4 separate regions of the Homo sapiens genome follow, and regions 1, 3 and 4 are each linked to region 2. The links are chromatin contacts, found by Hi-C or POLR2A ChIA-PET in ENCODE. All regions are on one chromosome and are shown on one strand. The core of a region is the stretch at or near the end of the contact, and the rest is flanking DNA. Distances in the headings are between cores, read along the strand shown. Region 1 holds the start of FNBP4 (formin binding protein 4). Region 2 holds the start of CRY2 (cryptochrome circadian regulator 2). Region 3 holds the start of TSPAN18 (tetraspanin 18). Region 4 holds the start of MADD (MAP kinase activating death domain).

Region 1 (2,714 bases), core at 214-2,713, 1.9 Mb before region 2:
TCAAAAAAAAAATGGCTTTAGCCCAGGAGTTTGAGGATGCAGTGGGCTATAATCATGCCACGTTACTCCAACCTGGATGACAGAGCAAGACACGTTTAAAAATAAAATTAGAAATAATCATTTTAAAAGATCAAATGCAATTCTACGTGTAAAGTGCTTGGTGACTGACACATAGAGCTCAGTAAGTATTAGATATTTTTAGTGGGAACTGAGCTGCTGCGGATATAAAAATAAATACCACTCGCATTCCTTAGTTTAGAGGGGAGACGGATGTCAACAGGATGTCAAGTGCCAGGGAGAGGCTGGGCAGGAGAGGTCACGCCTGCACTGCGTCTGCATTGCGCCCTGATGAAACAATAAAAGACTTTCATCATGTGATGCAGTAATTATTCCAGTCAGTGCAAAGGAAAAGTGAGGGAGGTGATGCTCCAAGTGGCGGGCTCCAGAGGCAGGAGACGGGAGAGGGGGCAGTGTTAAAGCAAGGGTAAATTAAAGCATGTTGACGATAGTAGTACAAAACTGGTAAGGTTCCTGTATGCCATCCCAACAATTTTAGGCTTTTTCCTTGTAGGTAGTGGAGTATCTCGTGATTTTTCCCAGCTAATAAGCGAGAAAATATGAGACATCTATTTGTGTGCTGCAGGAAATTACAAAAGCGTAAAAGACCCACTGTCCCATTTAATGTTCAATGCTATACCCAAAGTAAGCCACAATAATCCGGGCGAAACGTGGGGAAGGGCTCAGAAAACAGCACACCTTTCTTTTTTTTCTTGAGACAGTCTCACTCTGTCACCCAGGGTGGGGTGCAGTGGCGCGATCTCGGCTCACTGTAACCTTTGCCGCCGGGTTCATGCGATTCGCCTGCCTCAGTCTCCCGACTAGCTAGGATTACAGGCGCCTGCCACCGCGCCCGACTAAATCTTTTGTATTTTTAGTAGAGACGGGGTTTCACCATCTTGGACAAGCTGGTCTTGAACTCCTGACCTCGTGATCCACCCGCCTCGGCCTCCCAAAGTGTTGAGATTACAGGCGTGAGTGAGCTGGGCCCAGCAGCACACCTTTCTAGAAGACAGACAACATGAAACTCTAGGCCGAGAATAGCCACAAGATGGAGGACAAGTAGGCAAAGAAAAGGCTTGGGGAAAGCGCATGGGTGGAACCCGACGGAAGTGGGGAAGTCGTTCTAATTCAGGCCCTACCGCACTATTGGCTGGACTCTCACCCTTTTTCCTTTTCCATTGGCCACCGGTCCCTTCTCTGGGTCAAAACAGCCAATCGCCTAGCGCAGTTGGTAATCCCGCCCTTTCTCCTGGTGAGGAGGAGCCAGAAGAGCCGAAGGGTCCGAGGCGCTTGCGCAAGCGCGTGCTCCGCTGGTTGAAAGCGGATCCGGGCTGGAGGCGGTGTCACGGTGTATGAATATTGATTACGCGTCGCAGCGCCCAGGGCCCAGCGCCCAGCCTCCAGTGCCCGCCCCTCTCGGCCGCCCGACGCTCTCTGCTCGCGCTTGGGCTCGCGATGGGGAAGAAGTCCCGGGCGGTACCCGGCCGTAGGCCCATCCTGCAACTCTCTCCGCCGGGTCCTCGGGGCAGCACGCCGGGCCGGGACCCGGAGCCGGAACCCGACACTGAGCCGGACTCAACCGCGGCGGTCCCCAGCCAGCCCGCCCCGTCGGCGGCGACGACCACCACCACCGCGGTGACTGCCGCCGCGGCCTCGGACGACTCGCCTTCAGAAGGCAAGGGTGCGCGGGGGGACCTGAACTCGAGCTCAGGGCTTGCGGCCTAGGCTCCTCACGGCGCCTGGCCAGACCCGGCGAGGGAGGCGGGCGAGGTCGGCTTCCGAGGCCTGCCTGCTGCGGGCCTGCAGGCGGGGCGGCCCTGGGCTCCGGGCCGCAGAAGGGCCAGGCCGAGTTCTGCGCCCTCGGCCCGGGCCAAGCCCGAGGCGCCATCTGTGGTGCAGGGCTTGCCCCGGGAACGTTTGAAATATGACCGAAGTTCGGGCATCCTGAGTCTCCCAAACGCCCCGGGTCGGTTTTGGGTAACGCAGAGGGTGGATGTGAGGATGAGTTTCCGCGTGCGCGGCCTGTGACTGTGGGCCAGGCCTTTCCACACGTCATCTGCCTCCTTTCGGTTTTGTCGAAACGGGGATAGAGACGTTTAGAAAAAGCTCTTAATATTCCAGCTAGTAAGCATCCCCACACTAGCAGAACTGCTGGAGAAATGGAGCTGGTAGGTTCCTAAGTATTTGTGTGGTTCTCACTGGAGTGGTGCTTAGATTAAAAGTGACTCCAGGACTAGGCGCCGGAGAAGCCGCGACCGTTTCACATGTTCAGAGATCACGCTGGTTCGTTAATTGGAAAAAATCCGCAATAGCAGTGTTTGGTGTGTCTTGTAAAGGTCCTATCATAGCCTGGAGAATACTTACTGTTTTTGTATGTATTTGTAAGTATTGCAGATGTAACTTTTTAAGAGTTTTGTTTTGTTTTTTTCGAGACAATGTCTCAATCTGTCGCCCAGGCTGGAGTGCAGTGGCGCGATCTTGGGCTCACTGCAACCTCCACCTCCCGGGTTCAAGCGATCCTCCCGCCTTAGCCTCCTGGGTAGCTGGGACTACAGGACCCTGCCACCATGCCCGGCTAATTTTTGTATTTTCAGTAGAGACGGAGTTCATGTTTCCCGGGCTGGTCTCGAACTCCAGGGCTCAAGCGATCATTA
Region 2 (2,937 bases), core at 219-2,718:
CAGAGCAATAAGGCAGCCTGAAAACTGTGGGCAGGCTCTCCACAGGACTCCTTAGTTGTTCCTTCTGGGCAGGAGGGGACACTGAACAGGCCCACTGCTAGCAGCACTCACTCTCTTAGCAGGGCACACACCTTGGAGAGAAAAGAATGGTGTGCCGAGAGCCACGGTATCCTGGAAATAACCCTGTCCATCGATGCAACAAGGCCACAAGCAAACATTCCCCAGAACAATGCAAACAAACCGAGCGACTGCCACTAGGTGTTCTGAAGAGCGATGGGTACATTATGTCTCAAAACTCTTTAGTTTGAATACTGTTTACAGTGAAAATACACTAACGACCTGTTCATCTTTTTCCATGATCATGTCGACTCCATCTCCTGGGGGGTCATCAGAGGGGCCCTTGATATCATGGCTTTCCTGCTCCCTAACCTTACCACAACAGTTCATAAAAGTCTCATCTCTAATGGCTCTACTGTCCTCTAAAATCATGACAAGAGGATGACGGGGTGACACTTTGGATTCTTTTAAATTTTTCTATCGAGGTCAAAGCTCCAGAGCAGGGCTTAAAACATTTTGGAGAATCCCCTGGATTCTCTGGAGCTTTGAACATAAAGCGACTCCACCTGAAGACGCCTTTGGCTTCTTTATTTATAATATAGGGGAGAAGACCTTATTTAATGCTAAGCCAGGGTCACTTGACACCCCTAGAGGCAGGACGGTCTGGGTGCAGGGTAGCCAGGATGGGTGGTAGGGCGGATTCAAACGAGCCAGAGGCTTCGGAGTGATCTCCCCGAGCCCAGCAACGGGCTCTTGAAGAATGCGAGCAAAAACCCGTCCCGCCCTCACACTACGTTATCTCCCTTCCGCCCCTCCCTGAGTAGACCGTAAGAGCCCTAGACCAGGAGCCCCTGTTCTGCCACTCACTGGCTACAAGTCCTTGGGCAGGTCGACTTTGGGTCTCCAGGGCTCAAGGGTCTCATCTGTACAACGGGGATCATGATCTCCGTTCCACAGGCAGTTGTGAGGCTCAAAGGGGTAACAGTGCGAACGCGCTTTGTCAGAGGCTGAACCCTGGCCCACCGGCGCGTTAGGACCATGACGAATTACTTCCCCGGTCTCGGCTTCTCCCCTCTGGCCTTCCAGCCGTGGCGGGGTTGGGGGGATCGTGCTGTTCGCCGGTCACCCCAGGGTCAGGGTCCTGGCTGCGTCCCCGCCACCCAGCCCCGGGTCCCCTCACCTCCATCGGTTGATCCCGACTGAGGAGGAGGCCGCGAACCACGGGTCGAGAATGTAAACGCAGCGCACGCAGCGCGCCCCGCGCACGGCCGCCAGCAACGCCGGGTTGTCGTGGAGTCGCAGCCCTTTGCGGAACCAGTGCACCGAAGAGGCGCTGTCCGTGCCGGGCGCTGGCGCCGGGGCCACAGCTGCCGCCGTCGCCACAGTCGCCGCCATGACTGTCCAGACTGCTCCAGCCACCCCCGCTCCGCCCCGGTAGGCGACGTGGACCCCGCCCATAGCCCGCCCAGTGACCTATGACGCCGCAACTCCACCCTTAGTCCCCGCCCACAGGGCCCCAGAGCCCCTCTGCCATTGGCTGAGTGCCTTCCACCTGGCGATTGGCCCAGAGGCGCCGGAACAGGCCCGCCCCCTCACGTTCCTACCATGTGTGGGTCCGCCCGGGTGGAGCTGGCATGCGGACAAGTGACGCAGGCTGGGGCTGTCCGCAGGCTGGGGCTGTCCGCGGAGTGCCGGGAGTAGGCCAAGTCTCAAGGGACAGCGGATCTCTTACCCACGTCCTGTTCAGGGCCTGCTTCTAGAAGAAGCTGCCTGGGCTGGTAGGGGTTGCTGTGACTACAGCCAGTGACTTGCAAGACTGACAGCTGACCTTCCTATTATCACCAACATCGTCACCATCACCATCTACATCATTCTACTACAGCTGCCATTTATTAAGTGCACTTTATATGGCAAGAGACATGATCATCTCCTTACGTAGACGGTCTCATTTACTATTCTCAACTCAGCCCAGTTACATTCATTTAGCGAACCCCAGTGAAAAAGCTGCTGTTGTTTTCGTTTCACAGATGAAGAAAACGGAGGGTGCCGCAGGTTGAGTGACTTATTCAATATCATAAAGCTGCTAAGAGGATTTCACCCAGATTATTCTGATTTCGAAATTTCTGCTTTTATCCACGAAGCTATACTTCTCTTTGTGCGAAGATCCTTGGTAATTCCAAGTGGCAGAGTCTAAGGACGGGGAAGGAGTGCCCTAATATGCAGCAGTAGAGGATTTGGGAGTAAGGACTGGGAATGTGGGGGACTTGAATTGAGATAGTAATTATGCCATCAGATGAATTTATTTTCTTTTAGTCTGTTTAGTAGATCCAGTGTGTGCAAAGCACTGTACTGGATTCCGGGTAGGGTTCAGAGATGTGGAGGACACTGTCCCCATTCTTCTGGGACGCCAGGTGGAACCCTCTTGGGCTAAGACGGCTTAGTCAAGCTGCAGCTTTGGGGTTATCAGGTGGAAAACAGTCTGTTTCAACTTGACCCTAGGTTGAGCCCATGCTTGGAACCCTTCCTGGACCTGGGACAGAGTGATGAAAGCATTTAGTAATTTAGTCTGCAATTTAGTGGCATTAATTGGCACCACTCTCTAAACCAGTGTCACTGCAATCCTAGGCATTCTCTGTCATTTCCAGGGCTTTTCACGAGCTGTTCCAGCAGTCTAGATCACACTCCCTCTTCCATCTTTGTTTCTAACTCCAGTTTGCTCTGTATCATTGTTCAGTATAGATGTCACCTTCTTGCTGTCTGATCCCAACCTGAATAGTGCCCCATCTTATTCTGTGCTTCTTTTTGGTCACTTGTCTTGGCACACAATACTGAAATTTCTTGCTTAAAAGTCTTTCTGCCCCATTAGAGTATAAACTCCTG
Region 3 (2,972 bases), core at 319-2,818, 1.1 Mb after region 2:
GCCCTGTGCCTCCCAGTTTACTTGTGCCCAGAGAGAGGATACCCCAAGACCCCCATCCTGCCTTCACCAGACAGGGATTCGACCAGATCCAGGAAACAAAGGTGCAACTTTTACAAAAAGGGTGCATGCATTTTGGGGTTTGGGTTTCTGCAACTCCAAAAACCGTCAAAAAGTTAATTCCCCAACCCACTCTCTCTGCACCAATTCGCAGTTGTAGTTTCTTACATCTTTTTCTGGGGGTAAATTTCTTACTCATCCATTTGCCCTGGCAGCCTTCCCGAGAAAAATCACATCCTGACTCCTAGCCTTTCCAGCCCACGGCGCAGTTATAACTGTGAACCTTTCGCCTCACTCTTGGTCCCGCTCCCCCGTCTGGCTAGTGTAGGGCGGGCTCCTCGGGGCGGGACCCCGCGTAAGTTGGGTGTCTGTGGTCCCTGCGTCCTGGATGTCGGCGCGGTTGCCTCGCAGGAGCCAGAACGCGCTTCCTGCTGGCGAGGGCCGGGGCAGTGCGCCCCCTGGCGGGAGCCCAGTCACCTCACTCCAGCAGGACCCGGAGCCGGCGCGATCCCACCCGAGCCGAGCACCGTCCCAACTGGCTCCCACTGCCCCCTAAATCTGGACGTGCCCGAGCCTCCCACCCACCCAGCACTCCATGGAGTCTCCACTTCCCCAAACCGCACACACCTAAGGAATAAGGGGGGTCCTGGAGGAACGAGTGGCGCCTCCGCCCCGCCCCGCCCCGCTGCCAGGGACCCCAAAGGCAGCCCGCCCTCCATGCAGCTGCCGGGCCCCACAGCCCTCCCGGCCCCGATCGCCGCTCCCAGTCCCTGGTCCCTCACTGTCTTACCGGGTGGCGTGGCGAGCAGCCCCTTTCCGGGCGCAGCCCTGGCCGAAACCCCGAACCTTGTAACCACACCTGCCACCCCGCGCCGTTCTCCAGAAGCCCCCACTCCTCCACCCGGAGCACTGGGAGCCCACCGGCTCTGCACCTGTCCTGGGCGCAGCCCCCGGCCCTCAGCGGACTCCGGGCAGGCACGGGGTGGAGACCGTCCCCGGCCCCCCAGCCCCCGCGTGCTAGTTTGAGTGGAACTTGGTTGCCGGGCTTCCGTCCTGGGATCCCTACTCCACCCCAATTCCCCGCCGCGTCCAGCAGCACCCCCGGGGCGGCGCGCGGGGGGGTCCCCAGGTCCCCGGGGGCGCGGCGGCGGCGTGCGGAGGGCACGGAGGTGCGGAGCCCCATACCTTCCAGCGGCGGCTGCCGGACCCCGCGCCAAATCCCGCCGGCGGCCGGGGGGAAACTTTCCTGGTCGGAGGGGCGCGCTCGCAACTTGCCCGGCGCCGGCTGCCTTCCCGGCGGTGGCGGCGCGTCCGGGGACCCGCAGCGCGAGGCGGCGGCGCTCGCTCGGGGCTCGGGGCCGGGACCGGGGCCGGGGCCGGGGCCGGGGCCGGGGCCGGGGCTGGGGCCGGGGCCGGGGCTGGGGCTCGGGCGGCCTCGCGCGGCTCCGCGGTGGATCGCTCGGCGCTACGTCCGCCCCGCAGCCTGGAGCCCCGCGACGCCGGCGGCAGCTGCACGCCCGCCAGCCCGCCGGCCCCACCTCCGCCGCCGTCCGTCCCTCCCCTCCCCCGCCCTCCCTCCCCCTCCCCAAACCTCCGCCCCTCCCGGCTCCAGACGCCGTTGCTGCCGAGAAGCGCGTCTCCTCTGCGGGCTGCCCCTCGCCTCCCGCCAGCCTCCGCCTCCTCCTCCAACCCCGCGTCCAGGCCTTGTCTGGGGGTCCCTGGGCCCACCCTCTGCCCATCTCCCCTTCCTCCGCCTCCGACCACCTCCCGCTCTGCTCGCGGGCCCTCTCTGCGTCTGAATTCGGAAGATCGTTGCGGGAGTGGGGAGAGGGGCATGCTGGACCCGAAGTGTTTATTCCAGGGGAACTTTCAGCTGACCCCGGGGCCCAAACGCAGGGGTTGGGGTGAGATCCTCGGTCCTGATCGGGCTCCTGGGCTTCCCGCTGCCGGGGGAAGTACCTGTTGAAAGCCTGGGGAACTCACCCTCCTCTGACTTGCAGATAAGAAAGGGGACTTCCTGCATGGAGGGGCCTGACCCCAGGTCAGATGCAAATGACTTGATTGCAAGGGGCCAGATCTGTGTCTCCGGCCTCAGGGCTGAGGTTCTTGCGGGGCTGGGGAGCTTATCTTTTCTTCTCTGTACTGCTGCCACAGCAGCACTGGCTCCCAACCCCTGACATGACTTGCCTGAGACTTTTAACCTCTGAGCCTCCTCTAAACAACTACCCGACCCTGCCCCAGACAAAACGGACAAGCAAGCAGATCAAAACTGACAGCCCAAGTGAAAGTACTGATGACAGGGGCTCGGGTCGCCCACTCCTCTTCCCTTGGCAACTCTGTTTTGAGTCCCAGCTTGAAGCTTCCACACCCCATCCCCGTGGGCCCTAGGCATTCAAGCACACATCAGCTCTGCAGGAGGCCCCTTGGCCAGCTGATTCTCACTAAGGGGTGACTGATAGGAAGGAGTTGACCCTACTCCTGTCTTGTATATGGATGTTGGTAGTCAGGCCACTGGGCAGAGTTTGGGGGGAGGGGGATCTTCTTGTTTTGTTTTTGTTTTGTTTTTGAGACAAGGTCTCGCTCTGCTGACCAGGCTGGACAAGCCTGGTCAACAAGCACAGCTCACTGTAGCCCGACCTCCTGCACGGCTTACTGTAGGCTCGACCTCCTGGGCTCAAGCAATCCAATCCTTCCAACTCAGCCCCCTCGAGTAGCTGGGACCAGAGGCATGTGCCATCATGCCTGGCTAATGTTTTCTGTTGTTTTTGGTGTGTGTGTGTGTGTGTGTGTGTGTGTGTGTGTGTGTGTGCGTGTGTGTTTTGTAGAGCTGGACTCTTACCATGTTGCCCAGGCTGGTCTCCAATTCCTGGCCTCAAGTGATCCTCCCACCTCAGTCTCCCAAAGTGCTGAGATGA
Region 4 (2,700 bases), core at 95-2,594, 1.4 Mb before region 2:
ATTTCCTTCCAGAGCCACAAGGACCCTGAGATCTTGTTATTATTCTAGCTACGGGTGGTAGGATAAATTTTTAGCCAGAGTTCACATCTGATCAGCAGCCACTGCCTTCAGTTATTCAGATTGCAAAGATAACTAAGATTTTCCTTCTCATTCTCTCCTCTCTCCCCTCCCCAAAAAGACTAACACCTTTAACTCCTCTAAAGACTAAATCCTCTAACATCACCCACAACTCACACTCTTGTCTTCACAACCAACGAGGCTCCGACTCTGCCTCTTGCCTCAACCATGTTTACTAACGTAGAGCCTCTGGTTCCTATCTTCCTGTATTCCAAAAGCATCCAGCTCAAAATGCATATCTATCTGCTGAAGTCCGACATCACCATCAGCTCCACCCAGAGGTAGATTTAGGATTCACAAACTTTTAAGTTATCTATGCCTTTTCAGCAGAAATAGCCATGCTAACCAACCCTTTGGATTCGTCCCTCATTTTGGACAGGATCTCACAGTAAAACCACAGGAACCAGAGAGCGATATGACATCTCTGCTGACGTGAACACAACAGGAGGCTCTCCTCCCCTCCTCTACCTCCCCAGGCAGTGACCTTGCAAGCTCATCAGCACAGACTGGTCCAGCGTATGGGAGAACTGGAGCAAGGAGGCTGGCAGCTGGCAGGGTTGGGGTAGAGGGGAGGGCAGGGAAAGGTGGAAGAAGGTAGATACACGAGGATGGGGAGGAGAGCGATTGCAGAAAGATGAAATGGTGTTCTCTCTCCAGCAAGTCAATTTTGAAATATCAAGTTAAAAAAAAAATTTCTTGAGAACCAAACGTGTTTCTCCAAATTCTAGCCAAAAATAAGGCGCAAGCACGCACACGCACAAGCACACCCGCCAAGCGCTGTGCGGGTTCGGCCCCAGGGCTGGCCAGCTCTGCCCGCCCCCTCACCTGCTGGACAGTTCTCCCCCGCCCCCGCCCCCGCCCCGAACCTGAACCCGAGCCGCCCGCTCGGCAGGAACCAAGCCCAGTAGCCTGAGCCCCCTCCTCTGCCCGGGGCGCCCCCATCCCCGTCCCCGCCCCTCCTCGGCAGACCCCCGTCCCCACGCCCCTTCACACTCCCCCAGGGCCTCCTGAGAGACCCCTTCCTCCAAGAGCCACGGTGTCCTCTCAGAGCCCGTCTCCCGCTCGGAGTCCCCAGACGCTCGCCCAGGACCCCACCGGCCCAGACTCTCCTACCTCCCAAGCTCTGGGGGACTGGCCAGGCCCAGCCCGACGTCCCCCGGCAGCGGGGCGTCAGTCGCTCCCCAGCGCGGCGCCGCTCCGAGCGGGCGCCAGTTCCGCGTCTGCACTGGGGGGCACGCACCACTCGCGCGGGGTGCGGAGGGGGAGGCCGGGGCCGGGGCCGTACCATTCAGCCCGGGGGGCCGGGGCTGCACCGAGCCGAGCGCCGCGGGGCGGGGCCGACCTCGGGAGACAGCGGCTGCGCACAGACCTAGCCTAGCGCCCGTGGGCGCGGGAGGGCGCGCCAGGCCGACCCAGCGCCGTCGCGTGCCAAGTGGGGGACCCACAGCAGTACCTTCTGTTTGGGTTGCTCAGAGAGACTCTCACCCGACGGGGTCATAGCGCCCGTTTCGACGACATGGGGATTCCTCTGAAAGTCACTTCCCAAGATAATCGGCCCCTGAGACTTCCTGACGGGCTCCCCATCCCCCAGTCCCCACCCCCCACTCACGCGCTTTGGCGGTGCTCGGCGTCCGAGCAGGGAAGCCGGCTGCCGAGCGGTGGAGCCTACCAATCCTGGGCAGCGGGGGCAGAGGGGGGCGCGCGGCCGCGGTTACCTCCACCGGGCGCGCGCGGGGAGTGGGGGGGCGTGGCCGCGCCGCGGCGCCCGCTGGGAGATGGAGTCCAGTCAGTCCGCGAGGACAGCCCCGCCTCAGGACATCCTCCCCGCGGCCACACGGCTCTTCTCTTCCTGTCCCAAAGGGCCTGGGGACCGACACTGGGTTCTAGGTCTTTCAGGTTGTGCCTTTTTCAGATGCCAAAGGAAAAACCAAGGCATGCTACACATGCACGTGAGGTGCACCGCCGACGCCTTAGCGCTGAAATCCAACACTTCCTCCTCCACCGCAGAAAGGCAACCGGATCCTACCCGGATCCCAGCAGGGGAAGGGGGCGCCTAAGCCTCAGCATTCCATTTACCCATATGGCGCAGTGGGGGTTAGTAAGAAGAGGCCCCCTCTCACGGCCAAGGCTGTCATTTGTGACTCTCCCTCCTCTGGGCCTGGAGGCGGATCCTAAAGATCGCAGGCTTCCTCCTCTATTACCGTGTCCCCACCCCCAATCCAGAAATTGGTTTCTCTCATTTTGTATTCATTTTGATCTTCCTGTTCAAACAGTACCAGACCTATCAGTGAGGCGGCGCTGAGGCATTTATGGCCATACCACAGAGTGACAGTGGAGAATTTTTCTTGGGGCCCTGTGGGAAAAACAGGAAGTGGTGGAGGCAGGATGGGCAGGGCTCTGGAGAACCCTGTGCAAAGTGGCCCCCAGGCCCATCCGTTTGTGGGGTCAGCATGATCTTCAGACACAGCACAGTGTTAGCGAGGGCTCCACTGCTCAGTAGCCACAAAACTCGCAACCCTTTGACTCTCTTTTAATGCCACGGGAGGATCTCCTTGCCCAGCTCCCAGGAATGTTTGCCCTTCT

What was found. Hi-C counts contacts between places; a loop is a spot of excess contacts on that map. ChIA-PET counts read pairs that join two places held with the same protein, here RNA polymerase II (POLR2A). Pooled maps may share reads with other maps.
Region 1: a map of CD4-positive, alpha-beta T cell shows a loop between it and region 2 (8-fold over the local background). The contact joins the promoter of FNBP4 here to the promoter of CRY2 in region 2. A Hi-C loop is called at or near these places in 1 of 168 maps with a recorded cell type or tissue (CD4-positive, alpha-beta T cell), 1 of 37 single-sample maps with no recorded cell type and 14 of 50 pooled maps.
Region 3: a pooled map shows a loop between it and region 2 (6-fold over the local background). The contact joins the promoter of TSPAN18 here to the promoter of CRY2 in region 2. A Hi-C loop is called at or near these places in 4 of 50 pooled maps. POLR2A ChIA-PET finds 5 or more read pairs at or near these places in 2 of 52 experiments (K562 and naive thymus-derived CD4-positive, alpha-beta T cell).
Region 4: a map of naive thymus-derived CD4-positive, alpha-beta T cell shows a loop between it and region 2 (16-fold over the local background). The contact joins the promoter of MADD here to the promoter of CRY2 in region 2. A Hi-C loop is called at or near these places in 2 of 168 maps with a recorded cell type or tissue (CD4-positive, alpha-beta memory T cell and naive thymus-derived CD4-positive, alpha-beta T cell) and 8 of 50 pooled maps.

What each region holds. Positions count from the first base shown.
Region 1 is chr11:47,766,090-47,768,803 of GRCh38, reverse strand. FNBP4 (formin binding protein 4) reads left to right here and starts at 1,463. Exons shown (of 17, transcript NM_015308.5): 1 at 1,463-1,735. The coding sequence starts at 1,516. RefSeq lists a silencer at 1,449-2,058 and enhancers at 1,248-2,172, 2,319-2,378, 2,173-2,714.
Region 2 is chr11:45,846,006-45,848,942 of GRCh38, reverse strand. It overlaps CRY2 (cryptochrome circadian regulator 2), which reads right to left and starts at 1,468. Exons shown (of 12, transcript NM_021117.5): 1 at 1,238-1,468. The coding sequence starts at 1,452. RefSeq lists a silencer at 698-807 and enhancers at 756-1,277, 1,208-1,447, 1,808-1,857, 1,908-2,017.
Region 3 is chr11:44,725,558-44,728,529 of GRCh38, reverse strand. TSPAN18 (tetraspanin 18) reads right to left here and starts at 1,568. Exons shown (of 10, transcript NM_130783.5): 1 at 1,243-1,568. The region is part of intron 2 of TSPAN18-AS1 (TSPAN18 antisense RNA 1); the gene reads left to right. RefSeq lists enhancers at 1-66, 1,782-1,951, 1,318-2,179, 2,180-2,972 and silencers at 436-605, 1,442-1,591.
Region 4 is chr11:47,268,777-47,271,476 of GRCh38, reverse strand. MADD (MAP kinase activating death domain) reads right to left here and starts at 1,344. Exons shown (of 37, transcript NM_001376571.1): 1 at 1,231-1,344. NR1H3 (nuclear receptor subfamily 1 group H member 3) reads right to left here. Exons shown (of 10, transcript NM_005693.4): 10 at 2,444-2,700. MADD-AS1 (MADD antisense RNA 1) reads left to right here. Exons shown (of 3, transcript NR_120569.1): 2 at 336-398; 3 at 497-820. RefSeq lists enhancers at 1,285-1,579, 2,053-2,162 and silencers at 1,053-1,582, 1,793-1,902.